Linked DNA regions of Mus musculus: all the other regions are linked to region 7. The links are chromatin loops, found by intact Hi-C in ENCODE. Cell type or tissue: heart. All regions are shown on one strand. Links, peaks and the distances in the headings refer to the core of each region. The heading gives the core; the rest is flanking DNA.

Region 1 (4,424 bases), core at 273-4,272, 270 kb before region 7:
AGAATATTAAAAGCAGCAAGGGGAAAAGACCAAGTAACATATAAATGCAGATTTATTAGAATAACACCTGACTCTAGTGAAGACTAAAAAACCAGAAGGGCCAGGACAGATGTTCTATAGATGTGTGTGTGTGTGTGTGTGTGTGTGTGTGTGTGTGTGTGTGCGTGCGTGCATTTGGTGTTGTTTGCTTCTTCTACCTTGATAGGCAACCTCCTATAAGTTGCAGACATTTTCTTCTACAATTTTGTTGAAAATACTTTCTTTTGACCTGGGTTTCTTTCCCTCCCCCACCTCCCCATTCCTATTATTTATAGATTTTTTTATAATGTCCCAGATTTCGATGTTTTGCGCCTAGATTTTTTTCTTTAGAATTAACATTTTCTTTGACAGAGGTAGCCATCTCTTCTACTTTGTCTTCAATGCCTTCAATGTCTCTCTTCCAAGACTTAAATTTGGTAAGTGAAGTTTACCTCTGTGACTTTTGATCGACTTCCTAAATTTTTCTTTTCCAGTTCCATTTTATTTTGGATTTTTGCTGGTGTTTTTCAGTCTATTTCTTTTTTGACTTCTGTGTTAATGTTGTGAATTGTTGTCATTATTTCATTCTATTGTTCGTGTTTTCTCAGACTTCATTACAGGATTTCTCTATGCCCTCTGTAAGGCCTTGGACATATTAATCGCTGTTCTGAAGTCTTGTCCTTGTGCTTCAGCTGCATTACATCTTCCTAGCCTACTGAAGCGGGGTTACTATGTTCTAGTGGGAGCATATGATCTTGGCTGTTAATGTTTGTGTGTCTGTAGAGGGACCTGGGAAGAAAGTCACCTGAAAACAGACTGTGACAGGCTCTGTGTGAGACAGGCAAGATCATAATGGTGGAAAAGAAAGACAGTGAGAATTGCCAACCTGAGTCCTAGCCTGGTGTGACTACTGGAAAGCCAACCTGAGTCCTAGCCTGGTGTGACTACTGGAAAGCCAACTTGAGTCCTAGCCTGGTGTGACCACTGAAAAGCCAGGTAGAAAGCATTGGCCACAGGAGGAGGAAAGCTGGGTCCACACTGAGGCTCAGTCAAGTCCCAAAGAACAGAGATCTGGTGAGTGGAGAGGCACCTGGAAGCCTCTTTTGTTGTTGTTTTGTTTTCTTAAGATAGGGTCTCATGTATGCCAGGCTGGTATTCTGAACTTTGGGTCCTCTACTTCCAGGTTACAGGCATGGGCCACAACATCCAGTTTGTGCAGCCCTGGGGATGGAACCCGGGGCTTTGTGTATGCTGAGAAAGCACTCTTCCCAGGGAACCATGGCTCTGGGTCCATCATAGTCTGTGTGTTCACTTTCAACACAGCAGGTTTTATGGTCGAAGCTGGTCTAACAAATACTGAGTTCTGAACATGAGTCACAAAAGCACTTCCTAAAAGTGGACAAGCTGACACTGGAAGGAGGTGACATGGCTCTTCGTCCCCTTTACATATGTTGTACCCCATAAACCAACAGCTCCCCCGGGTGTGTTTGATTCTGAAGCATGCAGCATGTGCATCCTTTTTCAAAGACAGTTGCAGCTTCTTTGAAGACCAGTGTAACAAGCTGAAGGAGCAGAAGTGGTCAGAAATGAAAAGAAATAGAGAGATTCAAAATTCAAGTTCTTAGATAGCCATGGAAACCAGAAATAAAACACTAGTCTCCAAATAACTGGAAAGTCTCTCATTGGTCCAGACGCTTTTACCAAATGTGGTTTTACACACTTTTACACGCTTTTACAACCAAGGTTACTCCTGATCCATGATCCTCCATAACAGGTGGAAGCCGGCTTTCTAATCATTTGAAGCAATATTCAGAAACAAGAATTCTGTTCATCTGTATACCACAGGAAACTGTATCTGACATTATGCACAGGCCCTACTTTGGGTGGCATCCACAGACCACCTTTGTTGGGGGCCTCTGACTGGTACCAACTGTTATAACCACCTCTCTGAAGATAGTTACTGCCCCCTTCCGCCCTTCCCCTTCATAATTTCTATTATCACCAGTCACAGTGATTTTCTTCTCGGCCACCAGGGGGCAGTGTGCTCTCTTTGGCCTAAGTGAAAATGGTTGCAGGATAACCGCTCAATCTGAAATGGCCTGTGCCTTCAGGAGCCAGAACAAGCAGTTGCAGTTGTCTCAGGACATCTATGGGTTGTTGAAAATAGTTGTGATGGTCTAAGGGTTTGGCTGCCAATCCTTTGGCTCGAGGCCACAAGGACAGCAAAGGAGAGTCCAACAGATGTTAATTGGAGATCCAAATCATTCCCACCTCCCATGGTCTTTACTGACTAGTGGGAAGGAGGGTTTACTGTAAGACCTTAGAGAGCTTAGCATGAGCACTAACCATGACTTTAAGTGTTTTGACAGTATTTAGCATCTGCCTAAATACCTAGGAAGATGGATTTTTCCTCCTCTATCTGCCTCTGATACTGTCATCAGCCTCCCACACCCATTTCCTGCCTCTCCCTGGACTGGGCTGACTTAGTCAGCTCTCGTTGCCAAGTTAGTCCTACGGTCTGGTTAACACACCAGATTTATTCCCGACTTTGGTGGTGACTGGGAGAAAAGATGCAGGCATGGTGGGACCAGTTCCTTTGGGGGTCTCTCTCCCTGGCCTGTAGATGACATTTCCCTGTGTCCTCACACACTCCATAGTCCTGTGGCAGTGCCTGAGCTCTTCTTACAAGGACACTAGTCACACCGGATCAGGGCCCACTTAGAAATCCACATCTCACTGCGGTGACCTCTCTAGCGGCCTTGTTTCCGCAGAGTGACATGATGAAGAACTGGGGTCAAGACTCCAATGAGTGAACACAGATTCTGCCCTTGATGGATCTACAGCCAGGGACTTTTCCAGCCAATAAAGACTTTCCTAATTGCTCAGCCCTCATTAGGAAGATCATCTCCCTGGTACCTTCCTGGAACCCTCAAGTCTGCCAAAAGCATTTCTTGTTTATTGAGCCACCCCTAAATGCTGGCACTTCTTGGGGGCCAGTGTGCAAACCCTGATGAACCTCACACGGACCGGTCCATTCCCATTCTCTTGTATGTTTCCTTTCTCTGATCTCACTGAATCCAGCTTCACCCTCTCTTATCCCTCCTTCTCCCTTTATGAGTCCCAGATGTAATAACATTTTGAGAGTTTTCTTTAAAACAGAGAGAGAGAGAGAGAGAGAGAGAGAGAGAGAGAGAGAGAGAGAGAGAGAGAGAGATAGTATACGGCTATCCATTAAAGTAAGAATTTTGTTATAATCCCAGGGGTGGGATATGGAACTACCTCAGATTGTCCACAGCAGCTATGATTTGCCTCATGCTTGATTTGCCTCAGGGGCATGATTTTGTCAGCTGCAGATAGTTTCTGTGATTGTGTGACATATGGAATCCTGGGGACTTTTCAGAAGGTATATAAATGCTAGGACCCCAAAAGGCAGGGTTGGTGGTGGTTGTTAGTTGTGGTTTGTTAAGTAGTCATACACAAAGGAGAGGGGAGGGGAGAAGGGAGAGGGAGAGAGGGGGGGAGAAGAAAAGGAAGAAGAAATTAGATATCCTGTTGGCAAAGATCAAACTTGCCCCAAGGAACTTGACACCCTTTATCAGCAGGAAGTATTCTAACATAACGATGTCCCCTTTCTCCTCTATTCTTTTTTTTTTTTCCCCTCTCATACCTAGTGTTACAGGTTGAAAGGGTAGAAGAAGAAAGAATCCAGAAAGTAGCAAAAGACAGCTATGCCCAGAGACCTAGAGTCCAGGATAAACTCAACCTGCTCTTGCCCCATTTGTAGTTATTACAGACTAAGTTTGTTCTGAGCCCTCACTAGGCTGGCCTTACTTATTTGTGACAATATGAGCTCATGTCCAATCGTAGCCCCATTCTGTACACCCCTGGCATGTCCTGCCATCCCTCTTCCCAGCCTGGGATGCCGGGATGCTCCTCCATCTTCTTTTGCTTCAGCATTATCATTCACTCTTTCTGTCCCTTAATGTTGCTTAGCTTTAGCCATTGCAAGGGTGTGTCGCACAGAGGTCCCTCCCCACTGCTGCTGGCAGCCATTTCTCAGTCAGTCAGAGGTATGAGATGCTCCGTTGACTCATGAAATTCACTAATCCATGTGTCCCCTTGTCTTCCGCAGGTCTTTGATTAATCAAGTGACTTCTGCAGACCTGCTGGCCCAGCAGAGGCACATCTCCTGCAGCTGCTCTAAAAAGAACCTAGAGCCATAAGATGTGACCATTGCCGGGCGTGGTGGCGCACACCTTTAATCCCAGCACTCGGGAGGCAGAGGCAGGCGGATTTCTGAGTTCGAGGCCAGCCTGGTCTACAGAGTGAGTTCCAGGACAGCCAGAGCTACACAGAGAAACCCTGTCTCAAAAAAACCAACAACAACAAAAGAGGATGTGATCATT
Region 2 (4,424 bases), core at 298-4,297, 83 kb before region 7:
CTGCTCCCTCCCACGGTCCGCCTACGTCAGACTCCCCGTACCGGCGAGGGCCTGGACCCAGGCTGAAGACCGGTTCCACATCGGGGGGGGGGGATGGGGGGCCAGGACAGAGGTTCCAAGGATCTCCAGGGCTCCCAACAAGAAGGCGGGCTGTAGTCGTCCAAACTCGCGGCTCCTTTAAGAAGCGCTTTGGTAACAGGGTCGTGACGTCATGGGAGTGGAGGGTGGAATATGCGCGTAACCGCGGCAGGGCGGGGCAAAGCCAGGGGAGGACTCAGGGGCCTGACTGACAGGAATGCCCCATATGCCCGCCTCTCCCCTCCTCCATCTGGTGTTGGCTCCGCCCCACCCTAGGCTTAGCTCCTGTGAGCAGGCCCGCCCCTGCACAAACCCCACCCCCAGCCTGACTCAGGCTCGAGAACCCGCCCTTCCAGTGGACCCGGAGCCAGGGAGCCTAAGACCCAAGTCTGTAGATTGTGTGCAGGCCCCGCCCCATAGGGAGGCCCCACCCCCGGCGCGACCGACAGCCCCGCCTTCTAGGGTCCCACCTCCTGTGGGGCGGGACTTGTCCCAGCCGGAGTCGGCGGCGGCGGCTGCGGGAACTTTCCCGGCGGGTCTAATGGCTGCGCGCGGGCCGCTGTGAGGCGCGGCGGCGAGCGGGCGCGGGGCCGCGGAGCAGCGAAGAGCCGCGACCGCGAGGCTGGAGCCCCGGCCAGGCCCGGTCCGACCCGCCAAGCCCGCGATGCGCCCCTGTGCTGTCCCCCGGCGCAGCTGACGCCCCGCGGCCCCGCGAGACCCCAGCCCTACCGGCCCCGCAGGAAGCGGCCGCCGCCACCCAGTCCAGAGCCCGCTCCGCCCGGGCACCATGGCGGGGAAGGCGGCCGCCCCCGGCACCGCGGTCCTGCTGGTCACGGCCAACGTGGGCTCGCTCTTCGACGACGTAAGTGCCGCGCCGTCGGCTAGGGAGGGGCGGTTACGGGCTAGGAGTCTCCCAGCCCGGGACCCTGACATCCCCATTTTCAGTTGGAGACCCTAAATTCCGGCCCCTACAGCGTCTTCTATAGCCGCGGACTCCGGGCCAGTTGTCTTTGGGACGTGTGACTCTGATGCCCCCTACCCACAGCTGGAGACTCCGACCAGGATTTTCCCAAGCCCCAGACAGACCCTGACCCCATAGCAGGGGGGTACCCTAGGCCAGGAAACTTCCAGCTACACACTCGGGACCTTAACACCGCTTTTCTGGTACCCGAGGCCAAACTCGAAGACTCAGTTTTTGAACCCCTGTCTTAACCCATACTACAGGAACCCAGACTCAGTCCAGATCCTTGAATCCTGATGCTGGTTCCTTGCTTTGCTCCCAAGACAGCAAATCCCTATCTTTTTCCTGCCTTGGAACTCCAGAGCCACAAGTACTGACCTGGAATTTTGACCCAGAATCCTGATACTTGGATGTCCTGGCTTCCAAACCCAAGCATACGCTGACCCCAGGTTTTCTGATTCACCCCCTGGCCCCCAGTCTCTGACTCTGATCCCCCAAGTCTGATTTCTGGTTCCAGAAACCCAGCTTTCAAAAATTTTGGTCCTGTTCCTCTCAACCCATACCACACTGACCCTGAACTCTGAGTCTCTACCCTAAAACCTCAGATCCTACACCTACTCTTGGCCCCAGAGTGAGGTCCCTGCCTCTAATTCTACACCCCATCTCCCATCCCCGAACCTTCCTCCCAATAGACCTCAGTCCCAAACCTTGAGCTCCATCATCTGAGTCCTGGTACCTATATCCCATCCCTTGGTCTTGTCTTCTGAGGGGCCTGAGGCGTGAGGCACCTCATTTTGCCATGTAACTTGCAATAGCACTAGTTCTCAAATGAGGTAGCTCTCTTCAAGCCTTGGGGGACTTTATATTCCTGTTTACTAAATGAGAAGGTGCTGAAAAGCTCTTCAAGGCCAAAAATGATGCCAAAGGCCTTTATCTTGTAGAACGGCTTCTCCAGTCCCACCCTGGAACCCTGGGCTTTCTTCTCCTCTGGGAGGCAGAAGGGAGCTGAGGCCTGGGGCACTGGGAGCTCCCTGGAGCAGGCTGGGGCTGACCTAGTTCAGCATTGCAGCCATGGTGCCACCCCGCTGTTGGTACTTAAACTGCCAACCCAAATAAAGCAGGATGCGGCTCCAAGTGGCATGCTTGTTGAAGAAGAAAGGGTAATGCCACAGATGAAACCTTGGAGCCACTGACTCCCCTTCCTCCCTCTCCACCCACCCCCTTACCTAGGTGAACAGTCGGGATGGTGCCAGGGCTTGGATACAGGCCTGATGTAGATTTCAGGCGAGGGTCCTGTTTCCTTCCTGGCAGAGAGCATGGGAGAAGAGTCTCACAGAGCTGGGTTCACAGTCAGCGTAAGCTTGGCTTTTATTAGTAAAAGGCAGGCGTTACTGCTATATTTTGTTATTTTCACTTACAGACATGCCAGTGTTTTAGTTCCCTGCTAGAGAGGCGCTGTCTGTCCGCTCAAGCAATGGACAACTTGCTGTAGTTTCACGTGTGATCGTTTTTCCACCAGGGCCTGTATATTTAGCACTCTATTCTAGGCCTTCCAGTAACATGTCACTGTAGCGTGGTTTTTGTTCGGATGATTCAGATCCGTTAGCTGTGGCTTCAAAGCCTCAGAAATGTCAGGAAAATTAGGCATGGTGGGGCACTTTCATCTCCAAGGGAAAATAATTTTGCTGTGAGAAACATTCTTTCTAGTAATTTTTGATTTCTGAGTTCTAGAGTTTTTGTTGTGTTTCAATTGGATACGTACATACTTCTTTCCGCTGATATTAAAGGGGGTGACTTAATTCACCCTCTTTATGTATAGAGCCCTTACATAGCTCTCACTGGCCAGGTACTTAGAGTGTGGACTAGGCAGATGGCTCTACCTGCATCTGCTGGGATTAAAGGTGGTATAACCACCATGGCCACCTTAACCCACTTTTTAGCAACATGGTATCTGAATTTTTACTTGTTTTCTTAAGGCTCTCTGAAGTTTTACACTATATTTATATCGCAAAAGAGTGTCTGTCTTAATGAATTGTACCTAAGTTAATTCCAAACCAGTCCCCAGGGACAGGCATGCCCTCAATGGAATGACCAAGAAGGGCACACTCATATTCTGTGGCCTGCTTCCTTGGTCAGGATCTGGGTGCTGTGGCAAGAAGCTGGGTAGAGAAAGTGGCCAATTCTCAAGTGAGGTAGATTTTAATTCCTCAGTGCTACTGGACTTAGCGAGTGCTTGTGCTGGACTGTGCGCCTTGGTGTGCCATGCACCCCTGGTGACAGATGGATCTCTCCAGCGGTGTAAAGAAGTTCTTGCTGTGGGAAACAAACACTACCCTGCCCAGGGCCTGAGCGGTTGCTTGGGGGAATCAGCTCCCAGGAGGAAAGTGTCCGATTTGAAACAGTCATGCTGGCTCCAAAGGCAGTTTTTCCTTTTATGCACAAGCAGTAGGTGGTTTGTTTCTGCATTTGTAGTTTCAGAAGTCTCCCCTCCTATGCTCCCATCTTCTTCCTAATCCAGAGGTGACCCCTCTTAAAACATCATGTACATTTTTTTTTTTAAATTGGGGGTTGAACCCTGGCCTTCCCTGCTTTGCTATAGGCCCTAGCCCATGTATGTAAATTTTAATCATAGCTTTGTCGTCAGTACCCTGGGATCTCCAGAACATGTTGTTCAGCCTGCTCTTGTCTCACCAGCCATTCTGGCTGGCATCCTTGCCTGGCAGGGTGGCCCACTGCAGTTACTGAGCTGTGCTGCTGAGGGCCTTTGGTGGCGTGGAGCCCTTTGACCTTGTTGTCTTGTCCAAAGGCATCACTGTAGGTAGACTTGTTTCATGTTCTTAACAACTGTGGAAGACCCCACAGAGTTGGCCTGTGTGTGTGTGTGTGTGTGTGTGTGTGTGTGTTGTACTATCAGTACTCATTGTTTTAAATGTCAAACTGAAAATGTTAAGCACAGAACATCATGGGACACTCTGCTTAATGGCAGAGGAATTGGTCGCTTATACCCAGCGCCAGGGCAGGGAAGCTCTACGGTCCCTTGAGTGAGACAGTTAAAGTCATTGCACAGTGTTAGGACAAAACACCCTTGGCTCAGTCAGTCTTTGGGAGAAGAGTCATCAGCCTCTGAGGACCTCTGTCCCAGCTGGTGACCCTTCAGAAGTGTCTTTCCAGGGAGCCAGGGGCACCTGATACGTTCTCATTTTCTAGTAGTGACTGCCACATTGCCTCTGGCTGACACCTAGTTTGATTGAACGTCACTAGGAGAGAGGGAATGGGTGACCCGGGCCATGCCTATGATTGTTCTGCCCATCTGGCTGGTGCTTTAACAGCTGTGTTTGTAGCTCTAGACTCCATACGTGTGGACTAGTGGTGAGCTGAGAAGGTA
Region 3 (4,424 bases), core at 199-4,198, 240 kb before region 7:
TCTGTTTCATGGTCATCTTAGTGTGTAATCTGCCAGCTACTGTCCCAGTGCCATGCCTGTCTGCCTGCTGCCAAGCTCCTTACCATGGTGGCCATGGTCTAACCCGCTGAAACCATAAGGAAGCAAGTTTAGTATTGGGTAGTAAACACTTCTTTTTATAAGTTGCCTTGGTCATGGTATCTCTCCCCAGCAAAAGAAAACTAAGACACCAGCCTTGATCCCTTTCGGGATAGCATGTTTATCCATTGCAGTCATGCTGGGATGGCTGGGAGTCATGCTCTCCTGCGTGGCTGACTGGGGCCTCCAGACTCCAGTTCTTAACTGATCTCCCCCAGAACCCGTCAGCAGCAAACCTGTAGTGAGGCCTTGCTGACCATCTGCCATGCCCCTTTGTCACTGACTTCTAGTGCACGTTGCCTGAAGCAGAGACCTTTGTCACTGATGCCTGGTGTGGCTAGTCTACAATAGGGCTTGGGCAGCGGATGGCTGAGTAGGACAGGCTGCTCATCCAACTCAAACAATGGTTTGTTATCTTAAGGAACAAGGAAAAGAAACAAACAAACCTTGGAAGTGTTTGCTACTGTAGAACGTCACAGGAGAGTGACAGAAAGCACGGGGCAGGGATTTCAAATTCTGATGCAGGTAGGGTCCCTTGGTGGTGTGGGTCCCCTGCTCATGGCCAGTAGAGACAAAGGTCTGCCATCTCCTGGGATGAAAGGTCAAGAGATTTGGACTTCTCCAACTCAAACAGGACCTGTCACCTCGTGTCATGTACACTTCTTACCCAGGAAGCCTTTCTCAAGAGTTGTTCCTTAAAGCCATCCTGGATCCTGCAACGGGATCTTTATAAATGATGTCGTGAGGACCACAGGGGCTTTCAGGGAAAGCATGCTGTAAGCTAGCCTTGGTCCCTCTGCACATCCTGAAGGCTGCTCTGTTCTGGTCCACCATGGTACTGCCTTCTGCACTGGGTGGGATGTCAGAGAGGAATGTGTGTTCCTTATTCCTTTAACACTGCATTGTACTATGCCAAGTGTTCACTTTAGTGTCCATCATTCTTTCTATATTCCCCAGATTTTTCATGGGTGATAAAAAAAATGAAAAATATTTTTATCAGCCAGGCAGTGGTGGTACACTGATTTAATCCCAGCACTGGGGAGGCCAGCTTGGTCTACAGAGTTGAGTTTCAGGACACCCAGGGATTTATTTCTTTCTTAGAAAGAAAGAAAGGAAGAAAGAAAGAAAGAAAGAAAGAAAGAGAGAGAGAGAGAAAGAAAGACAGACAGACAGACAGACAGACAGACAGACAGAGAGGGGGGCTGGAAAGATTACTTAGGTGTTACAACAAACACTTGCTGCTCTTGCAACCTGGCTTCAGTTCCAAGTACTCAGAAGGTAGCTTACAACCATCTCTACTTCCAAGGGATCCACTGACATCTTCCTGCCCCCTTGGGATCCAGGCACACACACACACACATGCAGGCAAAGAACTCAGTACACATAAAACAAAACCAAAAATCTCTTCTTTTTAAAAAAAAAAATTCTTTAAAGAAACCAAAGATTAAGGGAGAAATAGGGAGAGGATGTGACAGGCAGTTCCCAAGAGAAACCTCAAATGGCTGGAGGAGTGAGCCCATGGTGTGTGGGCTACTTCACCGGTCCAGCTGAGAGCCCTGCACTGTGAGCAGTCTGTGAGTACAGCCCCCAGCAGCCTCCTGGAAGATCATCCCAATAACAGGACAAGCAGATGGAGGACATCTCTCAGGTGATGAGGGCTTTCCTAACACCCTCAAAGCCCTGGGGAGAACCCCAGCACCACAGAAACTGGGGGTTGTCTTGTGATGTAACCCCAACACTTGGAAGGCAGAGACAGGAGAATCAGCTAAGGATGGAGTTTGAGGCCACATGAGGCCTTTTCTCAAAACAAACAAACAAACAAACAAGGTAGTATCTTTGGCGACTCCGTCAGGTTCATTCTTCAGAGATGAAAGCAGTCTAATAGGCACAGTGAGCAAAGACACTTGGTGGCGAATTTTGTCATCTCCAGAAACAAACACACAGTGGGCACTCAACAGTAGAAGGTGTGTCCCTGTGCCAGCCTAGGGGGAGTTCACAGCCGGTACGGGCTCCTGCAGTTGGGCAGGAGGTCACTAGAGGGTGCTAGGGTGCTGAGCACGGCTGGAGGCTGCTGGGCGGAGCTGATGCTCCAGCCTTGAGCACTGAGTGCCAAGCCTGAGTACTCACCATGTGTGAGAAAATGCCTTTCTTTGCAGCTTGGCTCCAGGCTGAGCCCACTTGCCTTTCTCATGCTTCTTGTGACCCGTGAGTGTGTAGGTCGTAGCCTGTGCAGGCACAGCCTGGTAAAAGACTTCTGAGGCTGGACACTGGTAAGACTCCAGGTCTACCACCCTATTCAGAAAAAGCTTATATTTCTCTTCTCCATGTTGTTCTGAAGCCTGGCCTGTAACCTTTGAGCCCGCCCCCACCCCCGTCCCCGTCCCCCCCTCCCCCGCCCCCCGGGCCTCCATGGTGTTTGTGTGTTTGAAGCTTTCTTGTAAAGCTGGTGAGAACCTTCCCCAGTCACCGACTCCCGGGCCTAAAAGGTTGCCCAATTTTCAAGCACTTACATTTTTGTTGTTGTTCATAGAGAATAAGGTGTTTGGATGAGTTTTTCTTGCCTATATTTTTCTGTAATAGTAAATGTGTGTAGATGAGCCCCACCCCCAACACGTGCCTTTAATTTTTAAAGCAAGTAATGTCTGACTTTAATGGGGGGGGGGGGGGAATATCACCTGGACTTGCCATCACGCATTTCTTTCTGCGGGAATTTCTTTGGAAGACTTTTGATCTCCTGTGGTGAAGCAGCTGCCACAGTCTGCAAGCATGCGGAATTCTGTTTTGCCCCAGCCCTCTGCATTTCCGGGGTGGGGGATGGCTGTAAAAGAAGGGTGTGGTGGCTCCTGTCCCCTCTCTGTATCTTCCTGGGATCCAGGCCTTTCAGAGTGTCAGGCATGCTGGGTTTGAACTACGAGTGCTGGCAGATAAGATTCCAGCCCTGGAAATCTGCTGCTCGGAAGGGAAGATGCAGGGATCTGATAGGAGGCAGGGTCTGGCTGAGTTCAAAGTCCACCTTTGAAGGGAGATAGTGCATAGCAGGGGCCCTGGCAGGAAGCTCACTCCCTTTCCCTCTTCCACTCAGTCTCACTCTACCAAGTCAGCCGTGGAATCTCACACCCTGCCTCCCCATGCACGTACCCTGCACATTGCAGGCAGACGCACACATACTTAAGGTCCGGAATCCGAGGGTGAGTTAGTTCCCCACCTCATCCCCTGGAGGCAGCAGGGCGAGCAGCACTGGTCACGTGGCCCTCGTCGCCCTTACTAGCATGTCCTATCCAGGCACATCTGCTTGCCTGGAGCTGCCGAAACAGCTTCGGGTGCCATCTAATGGCTCTGCAGGAAAACTGACCATTACAGCAGAAGACCTGGGAGGAAGATAGAAATGTCTCTAGTCTTTAACCACTAAGATGTTAGAAGTTATTTCTCTGCCGATGAAATGAGCCAATTCAAGCCAGACTGGATGATATTAACTGCAGGTTTATTGGGAAGCTGCCCTCTGGCCCCAAGGACCAAGGCCAGGGAAATCACCGTGGGGAAAGAGGGGAAAGGAGAGAGAAAGAGAGAAAGGACACATGCTCAGAGAGATAGAGGAGAGAGAGAGAGAGAGAGAGAGAGAGAGAGAGAGAAAGAAATCCCAGAGTTGGGGGCAGGGTATGCCAGGTAGGGACTGAGGGATGCAGGGAAAACCTGGAGGCCATGTCTGCTTTGATGTGTAAAATATGCACCTTAGTCTCTTGTCCCAGGGTCCAAAACCAAACAAGAAGTTCCCTTGCCTCCAATGTTGAGTAAACAGAACTGCTCAGGTCCTGAAGGAGCCAGGATTAGGGCTGAGCCTTGCTTGGCTCTTGAGACTGAGCAGAGCAAAGAAGGTACGGGCACTGGGTAGGCATAAGTGAGAAGCTGGAAACAGTCAGATCTCTTGGGTCATAGTCAGAGGAGAATTTGGAGACTAGCCTGGATTGGATCTGTCTGTGACTTGGGAGTAGAGAGGCCCTGGAGAAAGGCCACAGCAGTCAGGAGACAAGGTGACCCAGGCTGTAGGGCAGAAAGCAGGGTTGCTGCCAGTCCAGTGTCTCCACGGACTACAGTGGGTAAGCAAGGCCAAATAGGGTACGGGTGGCCATAAAGCTTGAGTGCCATCAGGCTGTCTAGAAATAAGAGGTGTGCCTAGGGGGCGCTGTAAGGAGTGGGCTGTTTTCATGACTCCAAGTAACCCCTTAATATTACAGAGAGCACATAAGTCTCCTCTCTGGGCTGGGCCCGTCTCCCCACGCCCTGTTCCCACAGCTCAGTGAAATCAGAGA
Region 4 (4,424 bases), core at 285-4,284, 170 kb before region 7:
ACCACCACAGTCTTCCCATAGCAACCCAATTTCAAAAACAAACAAACAATCTCTCACAGGCACGCCCATAGGTTAATTTCTTACTAAGACTCTCTTCCTAGTTGATTCTACATTGTATCACACACAGGAAAGCTACATTGTATCAAGTTGACAATTAACCATAACCATCACACACAGGAAAGCTGGACGTGGTACCCAGCGGTACCCAGCAAGGCCTTCTCATATTGAAAGCCTCGCTGGTAAGCCTGCTCTTACAACAGGCATCCCCTGGTAGGTCCCAGCTCCGGTTTCTCCCCCAGGCTGTGGCCTAGCGCAGCTGCTTGCTGCTGGCTGATGGACAGGGCTGGGGAGGAGGAGTCAGTGTTCTGTAGTCCCTGCAGACAAGGTTTTAGTGGTGGCCTTTTAGCATGGCTAGCCCTTGTCACTTCCCCCTTTATCTGTTCTGGACCTCTCCAGAGGACAACCCCAGGAATAGCTGGCTGAACAAGAGGACAACCCCAGGAATGGCTGGCTATTTCATAGGGTCTGAACAAGGACATTGCCTCCTTCAGGAATGGCTGGCTGAACAAGGACACTGCCCCCCTCAGGGCAGAGGGACCACCCAAACCCAGAAAGAGCCCAATAAGGCCTGTCATGGGTGAGAGAAGTCTGCAAGAATGAGCTATACAGAGGGCATGAATTAGCTACCAATACAAAGTTTCTAGCTTCAGCTGCAGGGAATGATGGAAGCTCACATAAGGACTTGTCCAGGCAAAGACTCAGGAAGTAGAGACTCCTTGACACGATGTAGCATGAGTACCTATCCAGCATAGGACAGATGCCTGGGTCAGTCTGTGATTTAGCTAGGCCAGAGGACACCAGTGATTGGCAGCTCAGAACATCATTGCTGATGAGCAAATGGGGATTGTAGCTCCTATTGTGTCCATGCCCCTGACTGCCTTTGGGTTGTGGGCACAGGCTGGCGATAAGTGGGGTGAGATCAGAAACACATGGCTGACTTACCATAGATGCCAAGATACTTCTCAGGGGGGAATGCCAAGGAGCCCCTGAAGTGTTTACCCTTCCAGGTAACCCACCTTAGTTACAAGGGCCCAAAGCCAGCAGATGGGGTGGTGATGGTGGGGTACCAAGAGGAGTATCTTGAGATGGCAGGTCTAAATGGCATCACTAGACCATGACAGCCACTCCAGTGGGTCACAGAGAATGCCCACAGCTCACAGTCATAATTTAGCCCTGTGATACAGCCCTGCCATCTCGGGGTGTTGCCATTCTCAGCTCTGCCAGCAGAGGGCACCCCACACTTGTGTGAGCAGTTCCAGAATACGTGGTGCTCTAAGGAAACTGCCCAGAGCCAGCAGAACACCGTGCAACTCCATCCAAAAAGCCCTTCTGGCAGCAAACCTGAAGAAACTCATGACTGGTACTCTGAAGTTTACAGTCAAATGTATGCATGACCTGGGATAACCTCAGAAACTTCCTCCCAGACATTTCTCACCAGAGGGCAGGTGCTTTTATATTCACGAAACTGTGAATGAGCTAAGTGTTGGGTTCCGACACTCTATCAGGCAGTCCTGGAATTGACAGGCTGTGTGTGCTCTCTACACCAGCTTGGTTTGGCTTAAGAGTGGTGCAGCTGGAAAGCTATGTCCCATTGTCCTTGGCCCCCTTGCTGGTGCCCACGTGACCACAAACAGAACTGTCTGATCTTGGATATACATAGTGACTGATGACACAGGCTGGCAATGTGCAGCCTGCTTAGTGCTTCTCTGCTCATGTCTGTCTGCCTGTCTGTCTGTCTGTCTGTCTATCTATTCCTTTTGGGGGTTTTGTTGTTCTGTTTCTATTTTTTTGAGACAGGATCTCTTTACATAGTTATCTATGTCTGTCAAGGAATTCTATTTGTAGACCGGCTAGCTTTGAACTCATAGAGATCCACGTATCTCTACTTTCCAAGTCCCAGTATTAAAAGTATGAGCCACCACACCCAGTCCCTCCCTCTTTAAAGACAAGGTCTCACTATATTGTTCCAGCTGGCCTGATACTTTAGAGACCTGCCTGCTTCTACCTCCAGAGTGCTGGGACTAAAGATAGACTTGGACCCTAAATATGTTGCGCGCGCGTGCACACACACACACACACACACACACACACACACGTCAGAGAATAACTTGTGGAAGTCCATTTTCTTCCATCATGTGGGCCCCAGCGATTTACCTCAGGCTGCCAGGCTTAGTAGCAAGAACCTCTACCCTCTGAGACATCTCAACAGCCTATGCCCCTCCTCTTGCATAGTGTCTCTAATAGTGAAAGTGACCAGTGGCCGGGTGGTGGCGGCACACACCCTTAATCCCAGCATTCAGGAGGCAGGGGCAGAGGCAGGGACAGAGGTAGAGGCAGGCAGACCTCTTGAGTTCAAGGTCAGCTATAGATCGACTTCCAGGTCAGCCAAGGCTATACATAGAGAAACTATATCTCAAACAAAACAAAACAAAATGAAGTGAGAGTGAATGGCCTCAGGGTCCTTCCAGGTGGCCTGAGAGCTCACTTGGAGAAGTGAGAGCTATATACTTTGGGATAGTGGCTTGTGTCTGCTTGCAGAGGCCTCCTGAGAGACGCAAGGCTAACTTTTGATGCAGATGCCTCTTGCCTCTGGCTGGCTGGACTGCAGATCTGAATGGGCTCTACCCTCCCTGGGGCCAGTAAGGGGCTCCCTGAGCTGCACTTGACCACAGCTGCAGCTCTGTTAGGTCTCCCACTTTGAACCTGGGAGGCCCACCTAAGAGTGCTAAGAGAAATAATGGCTCCTAGAGTCCTGGCCCCCAGCACTTGAGAGATTCTGCCTGGCCCTAGACATATGGGGTTCCATGTATCTCTCCTCCCACAGATCGGAAGTTGTTTCACTGCAAGTAAAATGGCATCAGGGTCTGGGTCCATACCCCAGGCTAATTTAGCTCTCAGCATCTTCTCTTTATCTTCTTTATTCTTCCTGTCCCACTGGCTAATGTTTCTCCATTTCTGGTCCCCATTTCTGATTGGCTCTCTTGTCTCCCTCCTTCCTCCCTGGTGGCAGCCGTGCCCTCTCCCCTCTCCAGGCTCAGTCTCCAGCAATTGTTTTGCTGCTTGTAAGAGTGCTGAATGATACCAGGTGGATGAATGGATAAGTGGGTGGGTGGGTGGATGGGTGGGTGGAGATAGATAGATAGAGATAGAATGGGTGATGGAAGAATGGGTGCATGGGTGGATGTATATATGGAATGCATGTATGAGTGAATGGATATGAACAAATGGTTGGGTAGATAGATAGATGGATGGGTGGATGTATGAGATGACTAGGTAGAGGGGTAGATGGATGGATGGATGGATGGAGCATCTCATACCAGGCTGGCTTCTGGACTCTTGAGGCAATGCGTGTGGGCAGACTAGACCTTTTGGCCTGAGGATCTCAAAACCTCTGAATCTCCTTCCTTCTTTTGCTGCAGGAAGTCTTGCATGACCCTGCCCAGGTACAGCTGTCTCACACATCTCAGCCTGCTGCCCTGCACTTCACAGCCTGGTTCTTGAGTGTATACATCTCGTGCCTTCTTTAGGATAAGTGAAATCGGGTTACTTAGCTCTTTCTAGAGGGATGGGGAGGCAGCCTCCAAAACCAGGACGGATGGCGGTGCTTCTCCGGGGAGAGCTGAGAATTAGGTTCATTAGGTTGTTTCTAAATTAGTCAGAACATGATTGAGCTCCACGGGCCTCAGGAGTCACGTTCCAGTGTGGAGACCTGGTAGGAGACCCAAAGATTCTCAGGAGGCTGGGCCGTGGGGATGTGCTCCCCAAAAAAGGAAATACTAGCAGAAAGGCTGTGGAACAAAAACAGAGCCAATGGAGCAGGATTAGGCTTCAGCCAGAGAAGGACCAACAAAGGAGAAAAGAAGACTCAGGAGAAGGCAGGGGTGGACACCTGTGCATGTGGGGAAGCCAGGAGCACACAGGAAAGTGGACACCTGTGTAGTCAGGGGAATAGGGACCTGTGCAGGTGGAGCGATGGGCACCTGTGCAGATGTATGTAGGCAGGGAACCTGGGCACTTGTGTAGACAGGAAGGTACTTTAGAATGTTAGCCTCCCAGCAAAACAACCACTATATTCATTGTGTGTTTCCTTGCTTACAAGAGACTGTCACAACCCCACTAGTTGATTGCTGATATTTCTTTATGGAAAGAGGGTGTGGGGAGGGTGAGAGGACTCTTACCTGAGACTCCATTCTTCTTCCAACCTAATAGCAGGGAGGTGGAGATCATATAGGCTGGAGAAGGCTACCTGAAAGGGCCTTTATCTCTGTGGCTATGGGAAGCCATCACTTATGCTGGGGTCTAATTTGGGGGGGGGTTTCTTTTCTCTTCTTCCTTTCTTTCTTTCTTTCTTCCTTTCTTTCTTT
Region 5 (4,424 bases), core at 324-4,323, 230 kb before region 7:
CAGAGATCTATAAGCAGCTGCAATGAGGGAGGCTCTCCAGGCCGGAATAGTGTGAATTCTCATCGCAGAGACAGTTATTCCTCCCATCTTCCGGCTAATTTTTTAAATCATAAAATAGCTATGCTTTTCCGAGCTCTGTTGCCTCTACCTTCCTCTTCATATGACATTTTAAATCCCAAGTAGTTCCCAAAAATGTTAAAATACTAATGAACCATGGTTAAGGCTCACGTGTGTGTATGACCTTCAAATATAGCTTCACTATATCTGGATAGAAACTTAAAAATTTGGGCAGAATCTCACAAAGATACCCATAAAAATTTTACATTAAATCCTCAACTTCCACATAACTCTTGGGACCTAGGGTTTCACCTTTTCTGTTAACCTATCCAGTGCACATCAGGAGCCATCTTGTCCTTAGGTGCTGAAGGAAAGGTTCCTTAGCAGCCTCTGAGACATAACTTCAGACGTCACCAAATCCACCTTATTGTAAGGACGCCTGGGTGTGAGTCTCTTAAGTGGACCACATACATGCTTGGGTCTGTCTCATTCTTTTCCTGAGTGTCTTTCCCTCCCCACACCTCACTACTTAAACGTTAAAATCACCCCAATTCAGATCCATAGTAAAATGGATCTCTGAAGTCAGACTGCTTGAAGTGGCAGCATGGGGCTGTGTTTCCAGACCCTGCTCTATGGCTGCTGACAGGCAGCCCTACTCCACCCCCTATCCCCACCCCCACCAAGGTCACACAGAAGACTGCAGTCTTAAGCAGAGTCCCAGAGTCCATCCCCTTAGCCAGTGCTTTTCTGGCAGGTTCTCTTCCTAGACTTGAGATATTGCTTAGTGGGAGAATGCCACAATTATCCTGACTTCTAGGTACAGGATCTCATCAGAGCAGCCCTTGCAGGATGGCCAGAAGGGGGCCAGTCCAGCTTCCCAAAGCTCTATGATCTCTCGGGGTCCAGGATGTTTAGCTACGAAGACTACAAGAGGCCTTGCCATGGATTACATTCAGGGAAGAGTGACTTAGCCACAGCCCCCTGCCCTGGGCTACTTCAGTGGGTACTCTACAGTGCTTAGTGAACCCAGCTCCAGGGCCTAAACAGCACTGGCCTTATTCTGTGTCTCCACCCAAACCAGGCCTTTTGATTCTGTCTCAGAAGTTGTTGAGTGGGCTGCCCAGGCATCAGGGCTTGGTAAGTTCAGAAAGAGAAGAGGCAGGCCCATGTGTGCTGGCCTTCTTGCCTGCATAAGTGAGTATATGCATGCCTGTATATGCCTCTCTCTCTCTCTCTCTCTCTCTCTCTCTCTCTCTCTCTCTCTCTGTGTGTGTGTGTGTGTGTGTGTGTGTGTGTGTGTGTGTTGTCTGGCCAGGCAACCCAGGGGCAGCAGGCCCATGGCTGTGGGTAGCGCCCTTCACAGTCATGGGCTGGGAGGCCTGAGAGTCTCCCCACTGAAGCTATGGAGTGAGTCAGTGAACCTCAGAAGCACGCTGCCCTGACAGGGCCTGCAAGGGAATAAGTCATCTGTAAACTGGAGGCAGGCACAGAGCTAGTGACAAGAGGGAACCAGACAGCTGTGGAAGGCGAATCCTGAAGCCTGGTCCAGGCTCCGAAGGGAAAGCAGCTTGCAGCTGGCCACCTTCCCTGTCCAGGTGGGTGGGGCTGGGACAAGGCCCTGAAATTCGGCTTGTGTTTAAATTGTAAATCCATCTCCTTTCTGGCTGTTAAACTATTCTACCAAACAGAGAACAGGCTTTTTAAAATGGCTTCCAAATACACTAAAAAACACAGCACAAACCTGGCAGGCAGGCATGATAAACAGCACAGGTGGCCTCCGGCTCCTCTCTACTCTCTTATCAACAGCCCAGGAGATTCCCGCCACAAGCTGAACCCTAGGTTCCTGGGCCTCTCGGACTTCCAGACCTCCTAGCCACTGTCCCTTACCACAGCCAAACTACCCTTCTTGCTGACATCTGGGAGTTAATAGAAGCAAGCTCCTTATCCACACAATAAGCTAGCAGTTTTCACGGTGTCCCTCTGTCCATGCCCCACATCGGAAGAGGTCTTCTATATTGCCTCTACAACCAGGAGTCCCTGAACAAGGGCACCTGCTTGCTCAAGTGCCTTTTTCGGACTACCCCACAGTTGCTCAGACTATAGATGTCCCCAGCTTGGAAGCTACTGAACTGGCTGGGGGGAGGGGGATGTCCTGCTGTAGGCTGTACTGAGCAGGCATCCCCAGTACTCAGGCACAGATGCTTAGTATCTGGGTTGAGCGAGTGGGCAGCCTCCCACCAGCCCTCCACCTGGAACTGAGCTGGGAATGGTTCCTGTAGCCAGCGTTTTTTTTTTTTTTTTTCCTCCAAAATCTGCAGCACCCAGCTCTGGAGAGAAGGAGTGAGGAAAACAGACGTTTGTGGGAGGGGGACTGCCCCTCAGCTGGACTCCGCCCAGACTTTCTCATCTGCTCTAGTGTAGCCTTAAGGCAAGGTAAAGTGGCGCCAGGGCGGCCTCGGCTGTCCTTGGCGGCGTCAGTGGTAGCAGCCCTGAAGCAAGTCCCAGCAGGGCAAGAACTCCACTCCCCAGCTGAAAAGGACATGGGCCTGGTAGATCCGTGGTCAGTACCTCTCTGCCCTTTTGGTGCCTCCAATGCAGGGTCATGGCGATGCAAGTCAGCCTTAGGGGCCCGATTCACAGACGCCATTGGTCATTGCAACGTGACAGACCCTTGGAGGCAGTCAGTTATGGATTCCGAATCCGGATTCAGAGTGCAAGTGCTTGCGGAAACCGGAGGAGGTCTAGGGTGGCGGTCAGCCGTCCGCCGGGCGCCGCCACCTCCCACTCATGGCCAGGCTGCCCTCGCGGGCCCGGTTGCACACGCCCGGGGAGCCTGGCTCTTGCTCATGGGAGGTGGCTCTTCATACTGTACACTAAGCGAGGAGTGCTGCAGCGAGTAGTCCCAGGAGACGCAAGAGCTCTGGATAGAATAATCCTGCCAACACTAGTGCTGGCCAGCCCCGCGCCCTGCGAGGTTCTCAAACAGACCGGAGCACTATAGTCTCCTAGGAGGCGCCGAGCACACCTGGGTAGCCCAGTGCCAGGTAGCCCTGTAGTGAGGGTGACACTAGGCCTCTTGTAAGGGCCCCATTGGTGTCCCTCGGCACCCGGAGTCTCCTCTGCCAGGCCTGATTCGCTTCAAATACACGTGTCCACAGACTTTTTCAAGTACCAAGTGGACACAGGAGTCGTGCGTAGAAGACGCTGCCGGGGTCCTCTAGCACAAACTGGTAGACAGGGGACCCCCAGACTACATGGGGGAAGGGCCCCAGGCTGCGCCGGGCTCAGGGAGTGGCCCCGGGACAGGATCAGGAAGGAGGTGGGGCCCGGGGTGGAACCCAGAGAAGCAGAGTGGGGGAAGGGCCTGGACCCGGGGAGTGTCCCCGCTACCCCTCGGTTCCTGGCAAGGCCTCCTAGGGGGCATTCCAAGCCTGCGTGGCGTCAAGATTAACGAACCCTTCTCCCCGCCCGGTGGGGCCCCCGCAATGCGTTGCAAGCCCAGCTTTGAGAGCCGGCTGTGGGCGCACGCTGCGGGCGGACCGCCCCACGCCCTCCGGCTCCTGGGAGCGCAGCCCGCGGCCGCGCGCCCCAGCCTAGCTCCGCGGTGGCGGCCGGCACACAGAGCTTTGTGACGTCAGGCGGCGTCACGCGGGGCTGACCCGGCGGCGGCGGCGGCGGCGGCGGTGGCGGGCGGGGGCGGCCTCCGGAGGCGGCGGGAGCATGGAGCCGCGGGCCGGCTGCCGGTTGCCGGTGCGGGTGGAACAGGTCGTCAACGGCGCGCTGGTGGTCACCGTGAGCTGTGGCGAGCGCAGCTTCGCCGGAATCCTGCTGGATTGCACGAAAAAGTGAGCGGGGCAGGGTCGCGGGCCCGGGACTCCTCGGAATCTCCCGGGACACTCCTCCACCGATTCAAGGTTCCAATGCAGGCTCCGAGAGGAGCAGCAAAGCCCGGCGTCCGCTTTCAGTTTCTGCTGGGCCGGGGTTTCGAGGCGCGCCAGCTGGCCGCCGGTCTGGGTGCGAAAGTGGCTCTCTCCCAAAGTCGCGGTGACTTTCGGGGCAGGAGAGCGTGCGGCCCCGCAGAGGGGCTGCGGTGCCGGCCGGGACGCACGGGAAGCCTTGCCTGAAACTCCGCACATCTGCCATAATTAACGCACTTTTCTTTGTTCAGACGCACTGTTGAATTCGACTGTTTGTAGAATCGTGATTCGTTTAAGGGGGTCAGTTAAGCTATGGCCTCACCTGTCACAAGAGGGGGGAAGCCCAAGGCTTATAGGAGTGGCTGGTGGAGACCAGCTGCGAGACTGCGGGGTGTAGAAACACTGCTGTGGGCGAGGCGCCTTGCGGGGGAGTGGAAGATACAAGTTCCA
Region 6 (4,424 bases), core at 166-4,165, 350 kb before region 7:
GACCCTTATCTGAAGGCTTGGAGATCCTTATCTGGATCTTGGTTTGAAGATCTTGAGCCATAGTGGCTATGGATTCCAGAAGATTGAATCTCCGAGTTAAGGAACACACCTTTAATCTGGGCTAGGCCTTTCATCTGGGATTAAAGGTGTGGTGGAACACACCTTTAATCTGGGCTACACCTTTTGCTGGAGACAATATAAGGACATTGGAAGAAGGGAGTCTAGCTCTTGCTCTTGCTCCTTCGCCTGCTTGCTGCGTGAGACTGAGTAACTGCTAGATCCTTGGACTTCCATTCACAGCTTCGACTGAACCATTGTTGGGAATTGGGCTGCCGACTGTAAGTCATCAATAAATTCCTTTACTATTTAGAAATTATCCATAAGTTCTGTGACTCTAGAGAACCCTGACTAATACAACCCTCTTTAGGACAACACAGATCTGGGAAGTTATACTCCAGAGTGCCAGGCTCAGACAGGCCCAAAGGTAGGCAAACACTGACCACTGATCACCACTACTCGACACATAACAGTTGCTCTCCTGCACGTCGCATCTGTACCCTGGTATTAGGAACTAAACGGTGACTCCTCACCCTCAAATATGTTGAGAACTTAAACCCTAAGACTAGTGAGTGTGACTTTACATGGGATACTCTGACAGCTAGCCCCACAGTCAGAGGCAGGGAATGGTTTCCTTCTTGGAGCCTTAGGAGAGCAGAGCTTTGTCACTTTGATTTTGGATATGGTACACCTGAGCACCAATGTAACAGGACACAAGTCACCAGAGCACTAATGTCCCTGGGCATAGCATCCGGGGCTTTTCACCCTGAGTGCCTGCTCTTGCCCACACCTGGCTCTCCAGGTAATTACTGGCCAGGAGCAAATAGCTGTGGGCAGCTGTGCAGACAGGCTGCGGGTGGGAGTTATGACAAGGGAATCGGGAAAGGTAGAGGGAAGGTCATAGGCCTCCTTGGGACTTTAGGAAGACTCTTGCTTGATTGTAGAATGCATACTTTGCCCAGAGGCCATGCAGAGCGCTGTGATGGGACCTTGCATGCCACAGACAGATGTGGGGAGGACCTGAACCCTGAGGCCCGCACTCACCGACTGGGAACTGTCTCTGCTGCTGTCCCGAGACTTATTCTTGGCCAGCCGCTTTTTCTTCTTGTGCAGAGGCCTCGACTCAAGGATCATCTCCTCCAGCTCAAAGGTGGGATCACAGTGCAGGCGGCCTTTCTGTGGAGAGACAGGGTACTGAGCCCAGCCTGCGGGTTCTCCACCACCACCCCAACAGCCTGGAGCCACCTGTCTGGGCACTCGGGGCTTACATTGGGCACAAAGCCTGGCTCCACCTTCTTTTCACTCAGGTCGTCCCACAGCACGTGGGCCAGCGATGGGGCTGTCTGCATGTCTTGGAGACTGGAGAACCGGTGCTCAGGGTTCACGGTGAGGAGCTGCAAGGAGGGCCCCTCTCAGATAAAGCCCCAAAGAAGAATGGCCACCTGTCTCAGGTTGGGGCGACCCTTGAAGGTGTCCATAGAACAAGGCTCGGAACCTCAGGATCGAAAGTGGCTTGTGAGAAAAGGTGGCATCAAAGGATATGGCCCTAGGGACTCTTTGATCCCAGTGCCCCATATCCAAGGACAACAGAGGAGCTGCAGGGACGTCCTGCCAAGATTTGCCAGCAGGTGGCAGTGATGGCCTGGCTAACACTCTCATACTAGCATGCAGGCCCAACTAATTACTGCAAAGCTTCCAAGTAACACCTCCAGACTCCAGAAACATTCATACCCGCACTGCATCAGGACATCAGATCACCAGGGCCAGGTGCCTCCTGGTCAGGTCTCGTATATAATAGCCCTTTCTTCACACCTGTCCTGGCTATAGCTTCTGCTCTCTGGATCTACCCCTTCCAATACTTCAATCAACATTATTTAGAGAACAGCTCTTCTTGTGATTAAACAGCCCCTAGCCCAGTCCCTGGATATATAGTGTCTCTGTGTCCCTGATGGCCTGGATCCTTCCATCCCTGTGTCCTTAATGTCTGGGATCCTCCATCCTCCTACCAGCAGCTATAGACAGAGCTTAGCTGTAAGGTACAGGGTGGGAGGTGGGCTGGATTGTTGTTGTTTGTTTGTTTTTTGTTTTTTCGAGACAGGGTTTCTCTGTATAGCCCTGGCTGTCCTGGAACTCACTTTGTAGACCAGGTTGGCCTCGAACTCAGAAATCTGCCTGCCTCTGCCTCCCAAGTGGTGGGATTACAGGCATGCACCACCACACCCGGCTTTGGGTTGGTTTTTAATTTGTTCCCTAGAAGTGTTGTGCACCTTTTGTAGTGTGGTCAGGGGTAAAGGAGACTAGAACATAGCTTGAGCTACGTGTCATCCTGGTACCCTCTTCCTGCACTACACGTGTGATGCAGAAGGCTTGATGCCGTCTTTGCCTGGGTCTGAGCGTCATGAGAGGTGGGTGATAGCCACGTCCTGTCACATTAGTTCCTGATGGGGATTACAGACTGGAGTGTGCTAATATTTAGCTTACCAGGAGGGCCCAACACAGAGAGCCTGCTGCTAGAACAAGAAACCTACATGTTGGTAGCAGATTCCTTCTCTCTGAGGCACACAGGGTCTCAGAGTAGTTGCCAGAAAAGATTATGGCTGGGCTAGTGAAGGAGTCTGAGCCCATGGAAAGATGGGGTGTCTCCCTGAGCTCAGAAGGGATGGGTACTCTGGGAGAAGGGAAGGGGAGGGAGCTCACCTTTCGCAGCAGGGCTACCATCTCCTTGGACCAGGTGGGCACGTACTGGACACTCACAGTGCTGAACAGCTGAACCAGCGACTCCACAGCATTGCTCGAGTGGATATCGTAGGGTCTCTGTGGGCAGGGAAGCACTACACCAGTGCCTTCCCCAGCATGGCACCCAGACAAAAGTACAAACACCCTAGGAACCCAGCTTCAGGCCCAGGTGAAGGCCAGGCTCTGAGAACAGCAGCCACCTGATCCAGAGGCCAGGGGGTAGAGCTTGCGCCCCGACTGAACTGGGTATCAGAGGCCAGAAGCTCATCTGTCAAGGGTATGCCCCCTCTACCACCACCAAGGGTGGTTCTGAGGCCTGGGTGGTTCAGTCCAAAAGGACAGGAGGTGCTGGTTTTTTTTTCCAGGTTTGGGGCTCCATGGAATGGTAGAGGATACCGTATGAGACCTACGCAGATCACTGCCTCTGCCCCTAGAGAAAAGCAAGTCCCTCCCAAGAACCTGCTGCATACAACATCCCATCCACCACCAGCCACCCAAGGAGACTTGCTAACTCAGGCATCTGTCTTAATATGCTTAAAAGCCCGAGTCCTCTGAGGTTATGGGGGGAGGGGTATCATCCTCCATCCATGGCTCTCAGCCAGTCCGGGGCAAGGAAGTGGCTAGCTTAGGGTTACAAGGCTCCGTACCCATCCTCGTAGCAGCTCGTAAGCCATCACCCCCACCGACCACCAGTCCACCTCGAAGGAGTAGCCAGTCCCGCCATTGACGAAAGAGTGGAAGATCTCTGGAGCTTTCCAACGAAGAGAAGAAAGAGCTGAGCTGTGGGGCTAGAGGGTCTGATGACCCCGTATCACACCGCCAGCCAGGTCTGCACCAGATCTAAAAGAGAACCCTACCCGCCACAGTTCTGCACTGTGCCACCTGCAGGGAGGAGCCCCCTTCTGGACCAGCCCACAGCAGATAAAACACTGCATTGCCATTTGGTTGCACCCCAAGGTCCTTTGCTCTAAGACTTTATCTGACTATGGAGTAAGGACTAGGCAGGGGCATGGCTCTGCATAGTCAGGTGTCATCTGACGCCTTTGGCTTACCCATGTACGGTTTGGTCCCAGCTAAAGCTGTCGCCCTCTCCCCATCCTTTATGATGGTGGCAATGTTGAAGTCAGTAAGGTGTGCATGTCCTGTGAAGAAAGGGCAGACATGGCTTTCCAGGTCCTGGGCCGGGTACCCATGCTCCTCTCTGTGTCCCAGAGCTCCAGGGACTCACCTTGTTCATCCAGGAGGATGTTGTCAGGCTTGACATCTCTAGGAGGACAGAAGGTAACAAGAAAATGAGCTTAGACCCACACTATTCATGCCCTGACGTCTCTGACAGATGCTCCCATCAGAGGCAGAGGCTTGGAAGGCTTGGCTTTTAGAGTGAATCCTAACATAGAACCTAGTGTCATAGAGGGCATACCGCACACTATTCAGAGGGCACCAGGGCCTCCTAGAAGACAGCTACAAGGGAGCCACCAGCAATCCATGGAGTCTTGGCCAGAGGACATGTAGGTGCAGAAGGCACCTACAGCTGGAAGCCTCTGGGGACTGTAGAAGACCCTCAGGGCCGGGTTCCCATGATGCCCTCACTAGACCCCTGGAACTGCACAGAAGAGGACTTGTCTACACTC
Region 7 (4,424 bases), core at 201-4,200:
CTGACTCTGTCCCCATGAAGTGGCTCTTTCTTTGAATAAGTGCTTCAAACCTGTGCCTTCCTAATGTGGGGTCTTGGTTGGCAGCACACCTGAGGCCTCTCTACAACTTACCACCTTCCACCGGCTGTCCAGACTGACTCCAGGGCCAGCTGGTGAGCTGTCTTAGTGGGTTTGGTTCTGGGGACAATCTCAAAGAACTGTTTCCTTTTACACAGCCACATCATTCAGAGCAGGTCCAGACTTGCTATTGTGAGCATCAGTGGGCTGGGTTGGGTCTGCCCTTCATGCTTGCTTGCTGCGTGCATACTCTGCTTTTTGTTCTTTGTTTCTCATTCCTACTTTGTTTTGTGTTTTGTGTTCTGTTCTGACTTATGTTTTAGATGTTTGCCTTTTTACTGGCATTTTGAGTGGTTGCCCTAGTTTTGTGATACACAGTCATGTGTCAATTAACAGCAGGGACTCATTCTGAGAAGCATGTCATGAGATACTTTTGCTAGGCACGCATCCAGAGTATACTCATATACTTTGGTGGCCAGGGCAGGCATTCAGGGTAGCCCTTGGATGTAGTAAGGGGGTGTGATGATTAGAGATGGAGGAGGCTGCTGCTGCTGCACTGTAGGCAGACCATTTTAGAGAAGTCTTTTTTTAGGAAGGAGGAGTAGAACACTCTATCTCTGAAGATACAGCACACTGAATATGTAAACCAGGAACAGTCATCTGTGCAATAGTGGCTGTGTGCTGGCATTACCACAGACACCAACACCATGCCATCATGAGGTGGTAGGGTTTCCAGTTCCATTACTGGAGACCACTGTTCCATATATGGCTTGTCATTGGTGACAACATCAGATTGGGTACATGATGGAAGAGGTAAAAATGCTCCCCTATCTGTGTGGAAACCTTGAGGTTGTAAAGAGTTATATGTAGTGTATAGTTGTACCTGTGGGTGCTGAAGAACCTAACAGGCACTATCAGTGACTGAACCTGGGATCTGCACCTTGTTAGCCAAATTTGTTTTAGGAAGTGGGGCATAGCCTGTAGCTGGTTTTATGTTCTCCCTGAAAGCTCAGCTCTTACACACACACAAGTGGCTAGCAAGGCCTAAACAGATAGTCCCTACCTGGATCACCTAGATGTCTTAGAGCACTGTTGGGACAGACATGCTCCATTTCCTTATGAGAAGCTGGCTTGGCAGTACCCTCAGTGGATATAGTACTTTGTCCCCTTGAAATGTTTCTGAAGGTGTTTCTATGGTTTCCTTCCTTTGACGTTGCTTTTGCAGAGTCCAGTCCCAGGCTGGGCTTTTGCTGTTACTGTTTGTAGGGCTTTTGCTCCAGAGGCCTTGGAGATGTTTTCAAGTTTGTTTCGGGTGCTCTAGGGGCCTGTTTCTGGGCAAATTCAATCTTGTTTCCTGTGATGGTGGCCAGTGCTGCTCTGCTCTGTCCTGCTTCAGCTCTGTATCCTCCTCCCAGCCGGTTGGCTGTCACTCCCTCCTCCTGCTTCCTTCCTGCCTAACAGGACTTCTCACTTACACAGTGCTGAGGTTCCTTGCTTGCTCTTTCCTGGTGCCCATTGTGATTTGTTCTTCCTGCCATCACTCTATTCCGTGAGCACTGTGGTCCTCGTCTCCTGTTTGGCTCTTCATTTCTTCTTGTGGTGGTTCTGGCTCTGTGGTCACAGTGAGCTTAGCTTACTCTGCTGCATGGTTATCCTGTAGAGGCTTCTCTGTATGCAGGACTTTTAACCCTCAGCAGCATGCCAGGGACTCCTGGAACTTGCTGTTCCCAGCTGTGGTGGTAGCTTGCGAGATTCCTGGTGTGCTGGCGCCCTCTCCTGTCAGTTGCTGAGTCAGGTACCCTGGCTGGTTGTGGCTTATTTCCTGATGGCTTCTTCTTGAGCATCATGGTTCTTGACTTCTCAAACTCCTTTGTGGACATCTCCTCCCTTGTGCTTTACTCCCCTCCGACCCAGGTGGCTTCTCTATGTTTTATTTTCTTCTCAGGAAGCCTGCCACAGATGATTCTCTTGTGTGCCGACCTGCTCTAACTTGTAGACCCCCGAGATCTCCCTAGAGCCCATGCACGGATGGCCTGGAATCTGCCCCAGAATCTTGGGGACTCCATTTCCTGACCTAACTTTTTGTCTCTCCAGAAGCCCTGATCCAGGGTGTGTTAGCAGTGCCGCTATATCATCTTCAGTCACACTGAGGCTGAGATGTGGGTTGTTTTGCTTATGTATAAACACACATATCACGGTTTCTGTGTTTTGTGTGTGTGTGTGTGTGTGTGTTTAATATATATAATATATGTATATATGAAATTTGGGAAAATGTGTGGATTTAGTTACCTTAGAAGCTATGTATCTAAAACAGCAAGAAGCTATCTTTCTGCTTACCTAGACCTTTCCTCCATTCCACGAATCCTAGTGGCCCCTGCACACAACCGTCCCTGGTGCTGCTTGGGGCAGAGCAGGTCTGTGGAAGGGATTTTCCTGAATTTTCTTCTTCTTTGAAAATGTACTTATTTTGCCTTCTTTCCTGATGGATGTGGCCTGTATTCTTGTCACATGAGAATCTGTTCCCTGAATGACATCAGAGGAACTGGAGCATCTTCGCTGGGTCTGTGTTCCGTTACTTTGCTCTCGTGAACTTTTCCAGTCTTTGGGTCTCATAGGTCTGGTGATATTTGGTTTTCTCTGGCTTAGCTTGCCAGGAATCCATTGACTTTCTAGAGACTGTACATCTCAGCAAACTAAGACAGCATTTAGTTGTTGTTGTTGTTTAAAATTACTTTTTCTGCTCTGCTCTTCCCCTCCTCCTTCATATTCCAGTTACAACCCTATGTCATGTGATATGTTCATTAATCATCTATGCTTCCACCCAAGGGGAACTCACGCATCACATGGTGGGTAGGTGTCATACAACTAAAAAATTCCTCCAACCTAAGAAAGCTGTAGCCAAAGAAGCAAGAGAAGAGGTCCTATAGACGAGGGAGGGGGCCGGGGACATGCATCATGAAGGCTGAGCAAAAGTAGATTTCAGCTTACATAGAGCTTGAAAATACCAGAGCCCCTAGAAGGGCTTTCTTAACAATGGATGTGTGGTGTTGGCCTGCAGAAGAATCTGTTATGAAGGTAAGCATGCTGCTTGTTCTTAAAACAAACATGCTCCATAAAGAGAAAGAGCATGCTAGCAGCAAAGCACCCAGATATCAGTCTGTGAGGAGAACAGGCACACAAAACACTCCAGATATCAGTCTGTGAGGAGAACAGGCACACCTACAAAACACTCCAGATATCAGTCCATGGCGAGAATGGGTCAATGGAAGAGCGCCAGGATATAGTTCTGAATGAGATTCCTGTTTGAGTGCTAGTTAGACAGGTCCTAGGTGTGTGTTCCCATGAGAGAAGCGTGCCCTGTTACTAGAGTGGCTTAGCTGGCACCAGTGTGTGGAACCCACAAGGAATGGCTACCCAGAGCATGCTCCTGGTGCTGCTGCTGTGGCCCAGTGGGATCCCAGCCTTGTCCTCTGAGGTGACCACTCCTCGTATCCCAGTCACACAGACTGTTGGGATCTCAGGAGACAACAGTGCCCATTGCTTCCTTGACTATGGCAGATGTGTTGTGATCATCATTGTGAATTCCATATCCCCAAGTCCAACACAGATTGAGGCCCAGGTCAAATGTGCCCAGGTATGAATGAAGCAAAGGAGTCCTGCCAAGTGGCAGTGACCCACAGCCCTTCCTCACATCAGCTCATGGCTACTTCCTACCACCTGTTGGGGAAGCCTCATCTTTAATGTATAGAAGTAGCTTAGGCAGGACAAAAACTGGCCCCAAGACACACAGTGGTGTGATCATATCATGAGGTGATCCCCAAACCACTAGCCCAGTGTGGGCACCGACGTCAGTGGTGAGGAGTAAAATCCAGGGCAAGATGGAGTCACTGATGTGCAGGGACTTAGGCAAAGCTCTTGGTGATGTTGTTGGGTACAGTGTGCCACTCATTGGGTTCATGTTCCTAAAGAGGCAAATCAGTCCCAAGCCTGTGCCACACAGCCCACAGCTGGCAGATGGGAGGCTCGTGAAGGTCCAGTGAGGTTAGGAGGTGAGGTATGTCCTGGACAGCCTGGTCAGGTCAGGACTCGTCTGACAGTCCCAGCCCACCTTCTCAGCACTGCTCTGTTCCTTTAAAGTCTTCACTACTACTGTATGAGATACACACAAACATACTTTACTTTTAAAAAATTTAATGTAACTGACAACGTGAAGCACCCTTTGACCCCTGCCAGCTGGCCAGCTACCCTTCTAGAGTTGTCCTTGTCACCCTTGTGAGGCTTCAGATTCTCTGTTCAGGTTCAGGACCCTGCGACTTGCGAGGGTGTTTGGGTTTTGCTTTTCTGAGGCAGTCAGGGCAGGGCTAAGT

Evidence for each region. A loop is a pair of places that touch in the nucleus more often than their neighbours do. Peaks named below come from ENCODE experiments on the same cell type or tissue, not always from the same donor. Only the 100,000 strongest peaks of a DNase experiment are listed, where the experiment ranks them.
Region 1: it touches region 7 in a loop (5-fold over the local background); 9 of 42 quality-filtered maps call a loop at or near these places.
Region 2: it touches region 7 in a loop (5-fold over the local background); 20 of 42 quality-filtered maps call a loop at or near these places.
Region 3: it touches region 7 in a loop (6-fold over the local background); 32 of 42 quality-filtered maps call a loop at or near these places.
Region 4: a loop joins it to region 7, with 11 times the contacts of the local background. A loop is called at or near these places in 41 of 42 quality-filtered maps.
Region 5: a loop joins it to region 7, with 2.6 times the contacts of the local background. A loop is called at or near these places in 23 of 42 quality-filtered maps.
Region 6: a loop joins it to region 7, with 2.0 times the contacts of the local background. A loop is called at or near these places in 9 of 42 quality-filtered maps.

What each region holds. Positions count from the first base shown.
Region 1 is chr7:139,206,170-139,210,593 of GRCm38, forward strand. It overlaps a transcript of Stk32c not described here. Among named protein-coding and RNA genes, the nearest start is that of Lrrc27, 4.6 kb to the right of the region's middle. In heart, for the core only: a CTCF peak has its summit at 2,050 (motif pointing right); DNase peaks (open chromatin) are centred at 2,072 and 2,512; H3K27me3 peaks cover 299 bases.
Region 2 is chr7:139,388,525-139,392,948 of GRCm38, forward strand. Inpp5a (inositol polyphosphate-5-phosphatase A) reads left to right here and starts at 585. Exons shown (of 16, transcript NM_001127363.1): 1 at 585-940. The coding sequence starts at 866. It overlaps Gm46004 (a long non-coding RNA gene), which reads right to left and starts at 623. Exons shown (of 2, transcript XR_001778314.2): 1 at 42-623. In heart, for the core only: CTCF peaks have their summits at 1,102 and 2,033; DNase peaks (open chromatin) are centred at 2,087, 3,367 and 3,757; H3K4me3 peaks cover 3,417 bases; H3K27ac peaks cover 2,854 bases.
Region 3 is chr7:139,231,705-139,236,128 of GRCm38, forward strand. The region is part of intron 8 of Lrrc27 (leucine rich repeat containing 27); the gene reads left to right. Gm32315 (a long non-coding RNA gene) reads right to left here and starts at 3,386. Exons shown (of 3, transcript XR_389962.4): 1 at 2,793-3,386; 2 at 2,628-2,688; 3 at 1,285-2,409. In heart, for the core only: a CTCF peak has its summit at 3,419 (motif pointing left); DNase peaks (open chromatin) are centred at 2,187, 3,347 and 4,147; H3K4me3 peaks cover 774 bases; H3K27ac peaks cover 2,198 bases.
Region 4 is chr7:139,302,190-139,306,613 of GRCm38, forward strand. No RefSeq gene overlaps it. Among named protein-coding and RNA genes, the nearest start is that of Gm32486, 7.5 kb to the left of the region's middle. In heart, for the core only: a CTCF peak has its summit at 2,327; DNase peaks (open chromatin) are centred at 1,282, 1,582 and 2,332; H3K27ac peaks cover 2,904 bases.
Region 5 is chr7:139,244,742-139,249,165 of GRCm38, forward strand. It overlaps Pwwp2b (PWWP domain containing 2B), which reads left to right and starts at 3,741. Exons shown (of 3, transcript NM_001098636.1): 1 at 3,741-3,902. The coding sequence starts at 3,778. In heart, for the core only: a CTCF peak has its summit at 2,792; DNase peaks (open chromatin) are centred at 2,810, 3,410 and 3,640; H3K4me3 peaks cover 2,173 bases; H3K27ac peaks cover 3,783 bases.
Region 6 is chr7:139,117,916-139,122,339 of GRCm38, forward strand. It overlaps Stk32c (serine/threonine kinase 32C), which reads right to left. Exons shown (of 12, transcript NM_021302.3): 5 at 4,022-4,059; 6 at 3,846-3,935; 7 at 3,441-3,544; 8 at 2,755-2,871; 9 at 1,326-1,451; 10 at 1,102-1,233. Among named protein-coding and RNA genes, the nearest start is that of Dpysl4, 34 kb to the left of the region's middle. In heart, for the core only: a CTCF peak has its summit at 1,673 (motif pointing right); a DNase peak (open chromatin) is centred at 1,686; H3K27me3 peaks cover 2,004 bases.
Region 7 is chr7:139,471,564-139,475,987 of GRCm38, forward strand. The region is part of intron 2 of Inpp5a (inositol polyphosphate-5-phosphatase A); the gene reads left to right. Among named protein-coding and RNA genes, the nearest start is that of Gm46004, 85 kb to the left of the region's middle. In heart, for the core only: a CTCF peak has its summit at 1,836 (motif pointing left); a DNase peak (open chromatin) is centred at 1,798; H3K27ac peaks cover 1,929 bases.